3 separate regions of the Homo sapiens genome follow, and regions 1 and 3 are each linked to region 2. Evidence: chromatin contacts called from ENCODE Hi-C or POLR2A ChIA-PET data. All regions are on one chromosome and are shown on one strand. The core of a region is the stretch at or near the end of the contact, and the rest is flanking DNA. Distances in the headings are between cores, read along the strand shown.

Evidence for each region. A loop is a pair of places that touch in the nucleus more often than their neighbours do. ChIA-PET counts read pairs that join two places held with the same protein, here RNA polymerase II (POLR2A). Pooled maps may share reads with other maps.
Region 1: a loop to region 2 is called in a map of B cell, with 5 times the contacts of the local background. The contact joins the promoter of BNIP1 here to the promoter of FBXW11 in region 2. A Hi-C loop is called at or near these places in 3 of 168 maps with a recorded cell type or tissue (B cell, CD8-positive, alpha-beta T cell and naive thymus-derived CD4-positive, alpha-beta T cell) and 13 of 50 pooled maps. POLR2A ChIA-PET finds 5 or more read pairs at or near these places in 2 of 52 experiments (CD8-positive, alpha-beta T cell and T-cell).
Region 3: a map of naive thymus-derived CD4-positive, alpha-beta T cell shows a loop between it and region 2 (8-fold over the local background). The contact joins the enhancer-like site here to the promoter of FBXW11 in region 2. A Hi-C loop is called at or near these places in 1 of 168 maps with a recorded cell type or tissue (naive thymus-derived CD4-positive, alpha-beta T cell) and 8 of 50 pooled maps. POLR2A ChIA-PET finds 5 or more read pairs at or near these places in 2 of 52 experiments (CD4-positive, alpha-beta T cell and MCF 10A).

Annotation. Positions count from the first base shown.
Region 1 is chr5:173,142,106-173,145,893 of GRCh38, reverse strand. BNIP1 (BCL2 interacting protein 1) reads right to left here and starts at 1,363. Exons shown (of 6, transcript NM_001205.3): 1 at 1,265-1,363. The coding sequence starts at 1,348. RefSeq lists enhancers at 631-700, 642-1,170.
Region 2 is chr5:172,005,167-172,008,974 of GRCh38, reverse strand. It overlaps FBXW11 (F-box and WD repeat domain containing 11), which reads left to right and starts at 2,337. Exons shown (of 14, transcript NM_001378974.1): 1 at 2,337-2,517. The coding sequence starts at 2,473. RefSeq lists enhancers at 1-570, 2,013-2,282, 1,826-2,453, 3,053-3,172 and silencers at 2,313-2,592, 2,603-2,712.
Region 3 is chr5:173,916,217-173,920,339 of GRCh38, reverse strand. The region is part of intron 2 of CPEB4 (cytoplasmic polyadenylation element binding protein 4); the gene reads right to left. Among named protein-coding and RNA genes, the nearest start is that of CPEB4, 30 kb to the right of the region's middle. RefSeq lists an enhancer at 2,078-2,337. Within about 2 kb of position 2,404, at least 39 of the 41 ENCODE cell types and tissues checked have a DNase peak (open chromatin) inside an H3K27ac peak, as active enhancers do; they include CD4-positive, alpha-beta T cell, where a contact is called at or near this core.

The DNA of each region.
Region 1 (3,788 bases), core at 114-2,613, 1.1 Mb before region 2:
TTATTCATTTAATCACACTTCTTTGCACCGTATTTGTTTATTCTGCATCTAATTTGGTTTATTCTGCATCTGGTTTATCTGGGGAGCCCTATTTTCCTGCACTTTTTGCCACACCTTGTTACAAACTCTGAGTCTACATCTAATGTTTAGTGACTTTGTTGAAAATGATTATTTTTAAAAACCAAGGTTTAGGCCGGGCGCGGTGGCTCACGCCTGTAATCCCAGCAATTTGGGAGGCCGAGGCGGGCGGATCACGAGGTCAGGAGATCGAGACCATCCTGGCTAACACGGTGAAACCCCGTCTCTACTAAGCAAAACACAAAAATTAGCCGGGCGTGGTGGCGGGTGCCTGTAGTCCCAGCTACTCAGGAGGCTGAGGCAGGAGAATGGCGGGAACCCGGGAGGCGGAGCTTGCCGCGAGTCGAGATCGCGCCACTGCACTCCAGCCTGGGCGACAGAGCGAGACTCCGTCTCAAAAAAACAAAAACAAACAAGCAAAAACAAGGTTTAAAACTCGGTTTCTTTTTGCTGAACTCATGGAACCGTGTCTACACTCCCAATTCTTGCCTAAGTCCACTCGTTTATTTTACCTCTACCCTTAAATGGCTTAAGGCGAAACACTTCATTTCCTATCTGTTCAAACGGGGTAACACTCTAAGGTGTTATTCCTAGGTTGACTTTCACAGTCCAGGTCCCAGTTTTGCCACTGACCCAGGTATGCCTTCTAACCTAGGCCTTGGCGCCGTACTCGATTTCCTCAAGCATAAAATCACAACTACGGTCCAGGTTACATTCGTTTCACCCGGTGCCTCCCGTGCCAGGTGGCCTTGGATGCCAGGAGAGCTGGCCAGCAGGGGGCGGGGCTAGCTGCCTCCCGGACGCTACCAGAGGATGCTGAAGCAGCGTCAGAGGGCGGGGCCAAGCAGGGTGACAGGTAGGTTGTGAGGTAGTCAGGGGCGGGGCGACGACCAGGGCTGCAGGTGGAAGGGGCAAAGCCGAGCCCCGAAGCAGTAGCTGAGTCAGGGGCGGAGAACAGTGGGGTGCTCTGGGGATGGGAGATCCGGCGGCACCCGGAAAAAGGATCAAGGCCAGCAGTCACCGGGACACAACCAAATGGGGACCGGGGGGGTAGCCGACCATGGGGCGGAGCCTGTGGTCTGGGAAACCAAGTGGGGAAAGTTCGGGAGTGACACTGCCAAGCTCACAGACCAGCAGAGCTTGGGTTAGGGCTGCTGGAGCCCGGCAGGGGTCCCGGGATCAGTACCTGAATAAGCGCCTTCACCTCCAGGTCAAATTTGACAATCTCTTGGTTACAGATCCGGACGTGGACGTCTTGGGGAGCCGCCATGTTGGGGACGCCGGCTACGGGCAGCGGCAGGACCCAAGTTCAAACGCGTTTTCGCACCACCTTCTTTCCCTCCCCACCCAGTCTCGGGGCAGCGCCCCCTAGAGACCGGCGAAAATGGCAAGCGAGGGTCACTGCGCAGAGTTGGGACTTTCCCTGACACGTGTAGGGAAATCAGCCTCTCCTCTTGGTATGGCCCTAATAACATGGAGAGGAAGGGAAGAGGGAATATCAAGAACGCTTCACAGTGGTCTCTTTCCATCTTCCTTCTGTCAGGCATTCTAATAACTATATATTTTTTACATAGAAAAAAAAAGACTGGAAGAAAAGTATCAATTGAGATGTCTCTGGAAAGTACCAGTAATAATTTTTTGTTTCTTCAAACTTTCTTATATTTTTAATATTTTCTACAGTGAGTATAAATTGTGGAGTAAAAGAGGAAATGATAAACGTCATATATTTTTTAAAGTATGGAGTTCAAGGCAGGTCGGTAGAGTACCTCCTATCACTCCAACACATGATCTAAGGGATCTTTGTAAAACACGAAATTGATCAAGTCACCTACCTGTATGCAGCCCTTCTATGGCTTCTCGTGTTTCCCTTTTGTATACAACTGGATTTATTAAATCTACCTTGCTAAGGTAGTTTTGATGGAAATGTCAGAGCAAACCCTCAACAAATGGTGGCTCTTTTATTTTTGTTAGTAAATAATCCAAGTTTCTTAGCTGGTCCTCAAGGCCATCAGCCACCCCGGCCATCAGCCACCGCACCCTGCGCCCTTCCTGGATTGCTCAAGCTCCTTCTGGATGTGTAGCCTTAGAATGTGGTGTTCCCTCTCCCTAGAAAGCGTTTCCCCCACTCGACCCCACTCCATCTGCATTTGTTCGGGTCACTTCAGCAAGCATAGATTGTGAGGACCTAAAGGCTTAGGACTTGAATGTTCATCTCTCTCTCTTTTTTTTTTTTTTTTTTTGTGGCGGAGTCTCGCTCTGTTGCCCAGGCTGGAGTGCAATGGCACAATCTTGGCTCACTGCAAACTCTACCTCCCAGGTTCAAGCAATTCTCCTGCCTCAGCCTCCTGAGTAGCTGGGATTACAGGTGCGTGCCACCATGCCCAGCTAATTTTTGTATTTTTCATAGACACGGGGTTCACCATATTGGTCAGGTTGGTCTCGAACTGACCTCGTGATCCACCCGCCTCGGCCTCCCAAAGTGCTGGGATTACAGGCGTGAGCCACTGTGCCCGACCATGTTCATCTCTCTTAATCCTCACAACCACCCTTGAAATTGTACTACACTATTATCACAGATCAGGAGTAGGGCTTAGAGTAAATTAAAACAAAAAACAATCAACCCTGTTGCAAGATTACCTATCTTGAAAGTGGCAAAGCCTAGGCCGGGCACGGTGGCTCATGCCTGTAATCCCAGCACTTTGGGAGGCCGAGGCGGGTGGATCACGAGGTCAAGAGATCGAGATCATCCTGGCTAACACGGTGAAACCCCGTCTCTACTAAAAATATAAAAATTAGCCGGGCGTGGTGGCGGACGCCTGTAGTCCCCGCTACTTGGGAGGCTGAGGCAGGAGAATGATGTGAACCCAGGAGGTGGAGCTTGCAGTGAGCCGAGATCGCCCCACTGTACTACTCCAGCCTGGGCGACAGAGCAAGACTCCATCTCAAAAAAAAAAAAAAAAAAAGAAAAAAGAAAGAAAGAAAGTGGCACAGCCTCTACTGAAAGCCATCTTTTCCCCAAAAAATCAATATGGTCCCCACCTGTTGTAAGCGGGGCTATGTGCTTGTCTGTGTCCCTACAGCCCTCTACACACCCTCTCGTAAGGTATTCATCACCCCACTGCACCTAATAGAGAGGCAGTGTATCACAGGCTTGGCATCTGCCTGGGCTCAAATCCTGTCCACCACACACTTCGCATGCCTGTGCCTCTGTCTCCTCGGAAGCTAACTGGTGATAATCAATTGCGCCTACTTCACAGGTTGGAGAATTAAATGAGAAAATACATGAAAAGCACCAAGCACAGTGTGCTAATGTGGCATATAGTAAGATCTCAATGCCCGTTAGCTGCTGTTATTCTACTACTAGCCCACATTTTGGGAGCACTTCCTATGTGCCAGGAACTTTGTACTAAGCGCTTCATGTGTGTCTCGCTTAACTCTTACAACAACTCTGTGAGGTAAAAACGGGGCAGAGAGGAATAATGACTTGCCCAGAGCAAATGGAGTTGCTAGGTCAAAGGATATATGCATTTAAAAATTCTGACATATTACCAAATTGCTCTTCATAGGGATTATGTCAATCCATACTCCCTCCAGCAACATGGCATAAATGCCTGTTTCCCGTGGCCTTGTCAACAGGATAGGTTAACAAACATTGGAAGTTTTGCCAATCTGATTAGGTAGAAATGCCTTCTTTAGTTTATGCTTTTCTG
Region 2 (3,808 bases), core at 1,088-3,587:
ACAGGGAGGAGAGGCCCTAGAAGATGAAAAGTCATTTTGAATGAGTTCCCAGCTGATTGCATGTGGGCCCCGGCTGAGCCCGGGTCAGCCCACACAATTGTAAAATCATAATAAACCATTGTTATTCTAAGCTACTAAGTCTTCGGAGGTTTGTTGTGTTGCAACAGGTAACTGAAATAGAGGTCATATCTAATCCCTTTGTTTTACTAATGAATGTCCTAAGGGCCATAGTGGAACGGACCTGGTGAAATTCAGATAGCATGACAGTGGTAAGAACTTTCCAATTCTGTGCTCTTCCTATTGCTTTTCTTTCAATTCCCTTGGTGAAAAGCACCAGGTAAGGACTATGAAACTTCAAAGTCTACCTGCAGGGAACTTATACTGTGTCCTGAATGCATGCAAATTACTGTAACTTGGTCCTTGGTAATGGAAAGATTTCTAGGTCATCCAGCCTCTTTGACTTTATAGGTGCAGAGAATGCAAAAACACTTTGAGAAAGTGAAAAGCAGCCTCTGATATCTGGAAGCTGGCCTGGTACAATCAGCCATGCCATGATGTTACTAGACCACAGCCTGGCCCTTATAGCTAGGCTTTGTGTTTTCCTGTAGAACAAAAACAATTCCAAAGAACATCAACATCAGACGAGGTCATTCTGTGACCATGATAGATCCAGACAAATACAAGACCACTCTATAATCAGGTCTAAACACGATAAAAAGATAAAACCTGATGATTGTCCAAACCACAAAAAATGACTCAACATCCCCACTTGGCTAATATGAGGGAGCTGCTGCTGCACTTTTTTTTTTTTTTTTCGTTTTTGAGACAAGGTCTGGCTCTATCACTCAGGGTACAGTGGAGTGGTGCGATCTCCATTCACTGAAACCTCCACTTCCTGGGCTCAAGCGATCGTCCCACCTCTGCCTCCCAAGTAACTGAGATGACAGGCGCGCACCACCAGGCCCGGTTCATTTTTGTATTTTTTGTAGAGAAGAGTTTCGCCATGTTGCCCAGGCTGGTCTGGAACTCCTGCGCTCAAGCAATTCGCCTGCCTCGGTTTACCAAAGTGCTGGGATTACAGGCGTGAGCCACTGCGCCCGGCCAGGCTGCTGTTTCTTTATCTGCACAGCTTTAGCCTCAATCTAGAATTCCCTTCCTCTAGATAAGATGAACTGAGATGCTCAATCATGGAACGACCCTCTCTTCCTGACAGTATCTAATCCAGTGAAGCTCTCACTTCCTTAAACCCTCTCCCAAATCACTAACAACTCTTACCGAGAGGCCCTATCGTTCCTCAATGTGTGTTCTCAGTCACTGCAACTAGTAATAAACCCAGCTTGTTCAACGATCCGTGTCTTCCTGGTGGGATTTGGTTAGAGGGCACGGACAGACCTAAGTTACACAGAGTTGGAGGCTGAGTTCACTAGAAGGAGTCTCCGCTTGTGTGTTCCTTCTTAGCCACTCTTTTGGTTAGTGTCTGTCGTCCCTCCACCAGAATTAAGCTCCATGAGAACAGGAGCCTTGTCTGTCATGTTCAGAGCTGATTCTCAGCGCCTAGAACGGTACGCAGCGGAAGCTGGATGCTTAAAAAATAACCATTTTCTGAACGAATGAATGAGGGGCTCGATATACGCACGTCCCCTTTAATCTCGCAGCTCCTCGCAGATCGTGTGACATACAGACAGCACCACAGCACATTTCCCAAAACCCCGTCTTTCCCGAAGAAATCTCGAAACTCTCACTCCTGGGATGCCCATCCTCTCAGAGCCTCTTCCCCAGGCCGAGCTTCTCTCACTCGCTGGCCCCTTCCCACACCTGAGCCCCAGGTCTATACACCTTCCTAACGCACCTAGAACCCACCTGTCTCCACCATCTGCCCCTACCATCAGACACTGCCGGACGGGCCGCGCAGCTACCTAGGCGTCTAGGGAGCACTGCGGCATGGACCGCGCATGTGCGGAAATGGGTCGCATACGCAGGACCTCCGACAAGTGAGGAGTTGCCTCGGAGTTTCCGTCCCGGTCTGGGCAGCCTTGGGCTGCCAGGAAGTCAAGAGAAGCTAGCCGGAAGGACAACCCGGGCGCACGGCTTTCTGGGACACGTAGTCGTGGCGCTCTCGAGGCCCTGCCATGAGCAAGCTCTTAACTCTTCAGGTCTGCACGTCCTACGCCCACCGTCCAGTGCTACTCTCAGCTCGGAGTTCAGCTTCGGGCTGCCAAGAGCCAGCAACCTGGTGTCAGAGGCTCGGTCCCACAACGCTCTGCGGGCCGCGGCGCCTGCTGGGAGGTGTAGTCCCCGATCTGCGTACTGCGTTCGCCGAGGGGGAGGGCGGAGCTGCCGGCGGCCCGGGCGGGCTGGCAGCTAGAGTGGGTGCGATAGCCGCCTCCGCCTCTGCCGCCTCCGCCGTCGCCTCCTCCGCCCGGGCCGTTCGCTGCTGCGCGGGGAGAGCGAGGCGGGGCCGCCGGGGCCGCCATGGAGCCCGACTCGGTGATTGAGGACAAGACCATCGAGCTCATGGTGAGTGCGGCCCGCTGGACCGTCTGTGCTTCCGTCCGTCCGGCCCCGGGCGGGCCTGCCCACCTCAACGTCCGGTGCGAGGCCGGCTCTGGCCCTTCCCAGACGCCTCGACCCAGACCCGGGCCCCCAGCCTTCCCTGGCCTCGGACCTGGCGCGGGCTCCTCTGATCCCTCGACATCTCCGGCCGGTCCTGGCCCGGCCCCCTCCATGCCCCTCGCTTCTCCCCCTCCCCCTGGTCCCGTCTCCGGTCCCAGCTCTCGGACGACCCTCGCTCGTTTATGCTGTAGACTTAGGTCGCACTCGCTCTAGCACCCCATTCTCCTTCTTTTAGAAAGGGATTTTTTTTTCTTTCCTCTGTTTCGGCCCAGGCCCGCACCGCGCTTGCAAGCCCCACTCAGGCCGAGTGAGATGGTGGGAAGGAGTACGGAGATGGGTTGGGGCCGCCTGGGCCTCCGCGTCCTAGGAGAGGTCTCAGCACCCACTCCCCAGCCTAGGTCTGTGTGGATGCCAGGATAGGCCCTACAGAGCTGGGGGGGCAGGGAGCTTTCGGGTTTGAGGCTGTGGCGGATAAGGAGGCCTCTTTCCCGGGCCCTTGTGGTGTCCGGCTTCTCGGACAAAGGGTTTCCTACCCGGCGGAGAGGGATGTTTGCATAGCAAGGGCCCAGGTACTCTGGATTCCATCCTCCAGGAAAGAGAAGGCGCAACTTCACGTTTTCCAGAGCTGCTTTGGGAAATTGGAGATGACTGGGGAGGGAGCCATCCTCATCACTGCCGCGAGGTCTTTCTTCTCAGAAAGAAAAAAAAAAGAGGGGAATCCTTGGCCCCCGGGGGAAGCGACCACTCTTCTGTTAGAAACCACTGGCAGCCAGGCCAGACTCCCGGTCCGTGGACACCCTCCACCCTCCTCCGAAGCTTTAGGATTTGAAACCAGAAGGGGTTTTTAGGAACAGGACAGTGAGAGAGTGGCTAGAAGTGAAGAATTTGCTAATTGATGGATGATTTGGTGGAAGAAATAAAATATGGCAGATATTACCTGCCAACGTGAACATGAGGGAAATCAAATTGGGCTCTGGAGAGCTGGGAAGAGGAAGTCTGCATCAGCAAATGGACATGTCCAGGATTTCTTCCTATGGAAGCCTTGACAGTTTCTTTGTATCTTTCCTAACACGGTAACAACTTCTTCCCCAGGGTTGAGAGGAGAGGTGGAAGAATCTACTTAACCCAGCAAAATGTTTTCCTAGCCAGATTTTCTTCAGTGTGAAAATGTTTATTGAGTCAGTGATTCCACTGG
Region 3 (4,123 bases), core at 1,155-3,654, 1.9 Mb before region 2:
GTTTCTCAAGCACTAAAAGGGGGCTCTAATTGGTTGATTCCTCCTTCTCTTTTCCAATACACAGCAACTGGCATCAACCCAACTGGATTCCAAAGAGATTATGGAAGTGCTTTCCCTTCAGAGTTCCACTAATGTTCTTAATTGACTGGTTACCAGGTAATACCCAGAATAAAACAAAGCCTTGCTTTTAGAACTGAGTGCAGTGGTGTAGGACTGAATTCAGAATCAGTCAATTAGATAAAATAATGAAGCCCAGAGGCAGCCTGACCATCTCAATGTCTGATTTGAAAAGTAGTGACTAGTTTAAACCTTCTTAAAAAGTATTCCTTTTACAAATTGTATGGCTAATTGTACAGGGCTAAGCAAGAACAATTTCAGAGAATTTTCTCTCTCCTCCTTTTTAGTTTTGGTAGTAAGGATAATGGTAATGTGAGGGGGAAAAACAAGAAATTCACAATCCAGGCACATACAGTTGATAAATGAATCAACTGCATACAACATTCAGGTAGAAAGTCCATGCAGGAGTTTTGGGAAGTAATAATTCTGTGGCACAATTGTGAACTGTTCCCTCGTTCCTGTTGCTAAACTAAATGCAGAGAATCTTGGATATTTTTATGACAACTATGAATCAGGTGGCATTTCTTCCCCTCCCCCAAAGTCAGCAAATAACATCGTCATGGATTATATAACAAGATCAAGGAAAGCCTTAAGACCTTCATAGACAACAAAGGGCTTTTTTATTAAGCAGATATTTGGGCTGTTTTTGTAGCTGCCAGGAAATGAGACAGCAAGAGTCACCTCTATAGAATTTTATTATAGAAGGAAAACAGAAAAACCAAGTGACACTATTAAAGGTGCACAATACACTCTATTAATTTAGATGTGGCACATGAATGACATGTATCCCCATAAATATTGTGGGGCCCCTTCTCTTTTTTACAGTAGGAAGGTCCCTAATATTTATCATTGACAAACTGTGGACAAAGTCTGAAAATCTTACTACTTAATTGTCATTCTGATTTCATTTCTGAGTGGAGATTACTATTTTTGCCTGTCCAGATGGTAAAACATAAGCTTAAATTGTACACAAAACTTAATATGACAAAGCAAAACATTAAAGAAAAGTACTTGTTAATTTGTTACCTGATTGTTGCTTGTTTTCTTATTTATCTCTAAGTTTTTATCTACCACACATAGTTAAATCCCTGCCCTGAATGTATGTCAAACAATATTAAGTCATAATAACCATATTATAAGGGAACTTTACTACAACTGAAAAGAAAAAATTATGTATTAAAAAAATCTTTTAAATGTATGTTTAACCTTCTAATAACATTAAAAGTTTACTATTATAATACTTCCCCCATCTACTCGCCCACCGTTACCCTCACCTCTCACTCAGGTAACAAAGAATAAAACGATAACCGATTTTCATGGCCTCAAAATAGGATTCCTTGTGTTCAATGTTCAGGATTAAGATAAAGGGGCTGCTTAAGTAATTACGGACCCACATCATGGATGACATAAGACAAATTCCCCCTTTGTGGCAACTGCTTATTTGATTTTCAGACCAAATAAAAACAAGGGTTAAATATTCAATCACGAATGTGTGGCAGGTAGAGGGCAGAGGATCACTATTTTCGATTGACTAGTATGTGTTATGTAAGTAAACGGGGCAGATGAGGATCTGGCCCATGCACAAGATGCATTTAGTTTGAACTGAGTTGGTTTCCATTCAGAGGCTAGAGGGAGAAAGGCTTCAGTCCGATCCTATGACGATGTCGGCATTCACATACATCACATGATTTTCTTTCCTAGGCATTTCCCCTTACCCTCCCCGCCTTATAAAAACCCAAAGACAAAAACAACAGCAACCCCAAATCTGAAAGGGGGTAATCGCACTGCTCAAAATCCACACCTTTGTAAGCTCAACCTACACAGTACAGTGAGGAATCCAACAAATCCGGATCAAAAGTAAATCAGAAAGCAGGCAGTTGTTCAAAATTAAGAATAGGCCCTTCACTTTTCATACAAAAAAATCATGCCACACAATTTCGCCCTCTTCTTCCTCACAATAGAAGTTACCTCAACACAGAAGCCCAGGTCCCATCCTACAGCACAGCTAAGCCAAGGCAAGAGAAAGACTGTTTAGGATGTTCCATTTCCGCAGTCAAGAGAGGGAGAGTACAGGAGGAGAAGAAACACGCTTCATTCCTACATAGCCACACACACATTTAATTGTAGCCCAGTTTAAATTATACTCTTTGCTATTTAACGTCCTCCATTACTTATGAGGCTTTGAGAATTAAGGCAACTTTCTAATTCTTAGGAGACTTAAGTCACTCCCCTGTTACGCTACTTTGAATTACTTGGTATCATCCAAACCGAGCAAGAAAGAGCCAGCCTAGTTCAGGAAGGCTTCAGCCAGACACGCAGGCAGCTGCCGGCCGACTCTGAGTCTTAAAGACTTAATGATATTTAAAGATCCCTCAATTCGCCAGACACATTTGATACCACACACTAATAATTTACTTGGAAGGAGAAATTTGATTATAAATCCGAGTAAAATTAACTGGTTTGCGTTATCCATTTCTTCTTCTTTTTTATTTCTTTGAGATGGAGTTTCAGTCTTGTCGCCCAGGCTGGAGTGCAATGGCTTGATCTTGGCTCACTGCAACCTCCGCCTGCCAGGTTCAAGCGGTTCTCCTGCCTCAGCCTCCCAAGTAGCTGGGATTACAGGCGCCCGCTACCGCGCCCTGCTAATTTTTACATTTTTAGTAGAGACGGGTTTCACCATGTTGGCCAGGCTGGTCTTGAACTCCTGGTGATCCACCCACCTTGGCCTCCCAAAGCCCTGGGATTACAGGCGTGAGCCACCACGCCCAGCCTATCCACTTCTTCTTTATGGTACTTTGAATCTGCCCCATTAAATGTCCCTTAAAGGAAAATGTCCATCTAATCCTTTAAAAAGGTTGGAGGTTAGGGTACCAGTAATCTGTTCTTATTTTGCCACAGGCAAACCAATTTAAATAGAAAAAGGTTAAATACTGTAAGAAATTATATACTCTCCCCACCATTCCTACCTGAAATAAATCATTCTAATATTAAAGCAACAGAACCTATTTTAGTAGGACTTCCTTTCATTTTGAAAAAAAATTATTTATTCCCAAATTACTTCAAATTTATAACATATGAAATAAATAAGTGACAAAATTTAGCAACTCTCATAGCAGGTTTCCAGAGCTATTTCAGCCTGCACAGAGTCAGTATCTGTATAAAATACTTGTTCTAATGCCTCTCTACCAGTATACAACATGTGTTCTCTAAGTCAACTAAGTGACTGCAATTTGGAATATAGGAATATTAGTAAAATGGTGTATCGAAAGAAAAGTTAAGGTTTCCTATTATTTATTACATATTTTTAAGTAGCACTAAATTCTATCCCAACTGTAAAGATACAGAATTTAAATAATCCCCACAGCCACTCTCTTACAATGATATAAAAAAAACTTTTATAAAACTGATGAAACAAGCTTTGTGTACTAAACTTTCAACTTGAGTTTCATGATTTTCTTCTAGAAAGGTTATTATAAATTCTTTTGCTTAGCAACAAAGAAAAGAAGCACAGATGGAATCATCACTTGCCCACTCATTTAAGCATTTGTTTCAAACAAATTTACAGCAATGAAAAATAGTCAGGGAAGGGTCTCTAAATTTAACACGTAGATAAAGCAAGAAAAAATATGAAAGTGTTTTAAAATGCAAGGTCACAACACCTTTGGCAGTCAGGAATTAAATACATAGCATTTTTGGAGTAGATCCATAGCTCTTAAAATAAAGCGATGCATGAAACACGTGAGGCAGTGATGTATAACATGCTTCCACTACTTCCTCTACATATGCAATAGGTTTCCTGGGCACCATGGGGATATGTAAAAGACTGGCACTTTAAACAACTTGCATTTCTGAATGCAATCATTATTGCTTACATTCAAATTAAGTACTTGAAATGCCTGAAACTCAGAGGAATTGTGGTGGATATGTTGAGCCTTTCTTTCAAAAATCTGAAAGCAACATATATTCTACAACAATATGAAGAGAAAAAGACTCCATTTTCACACTA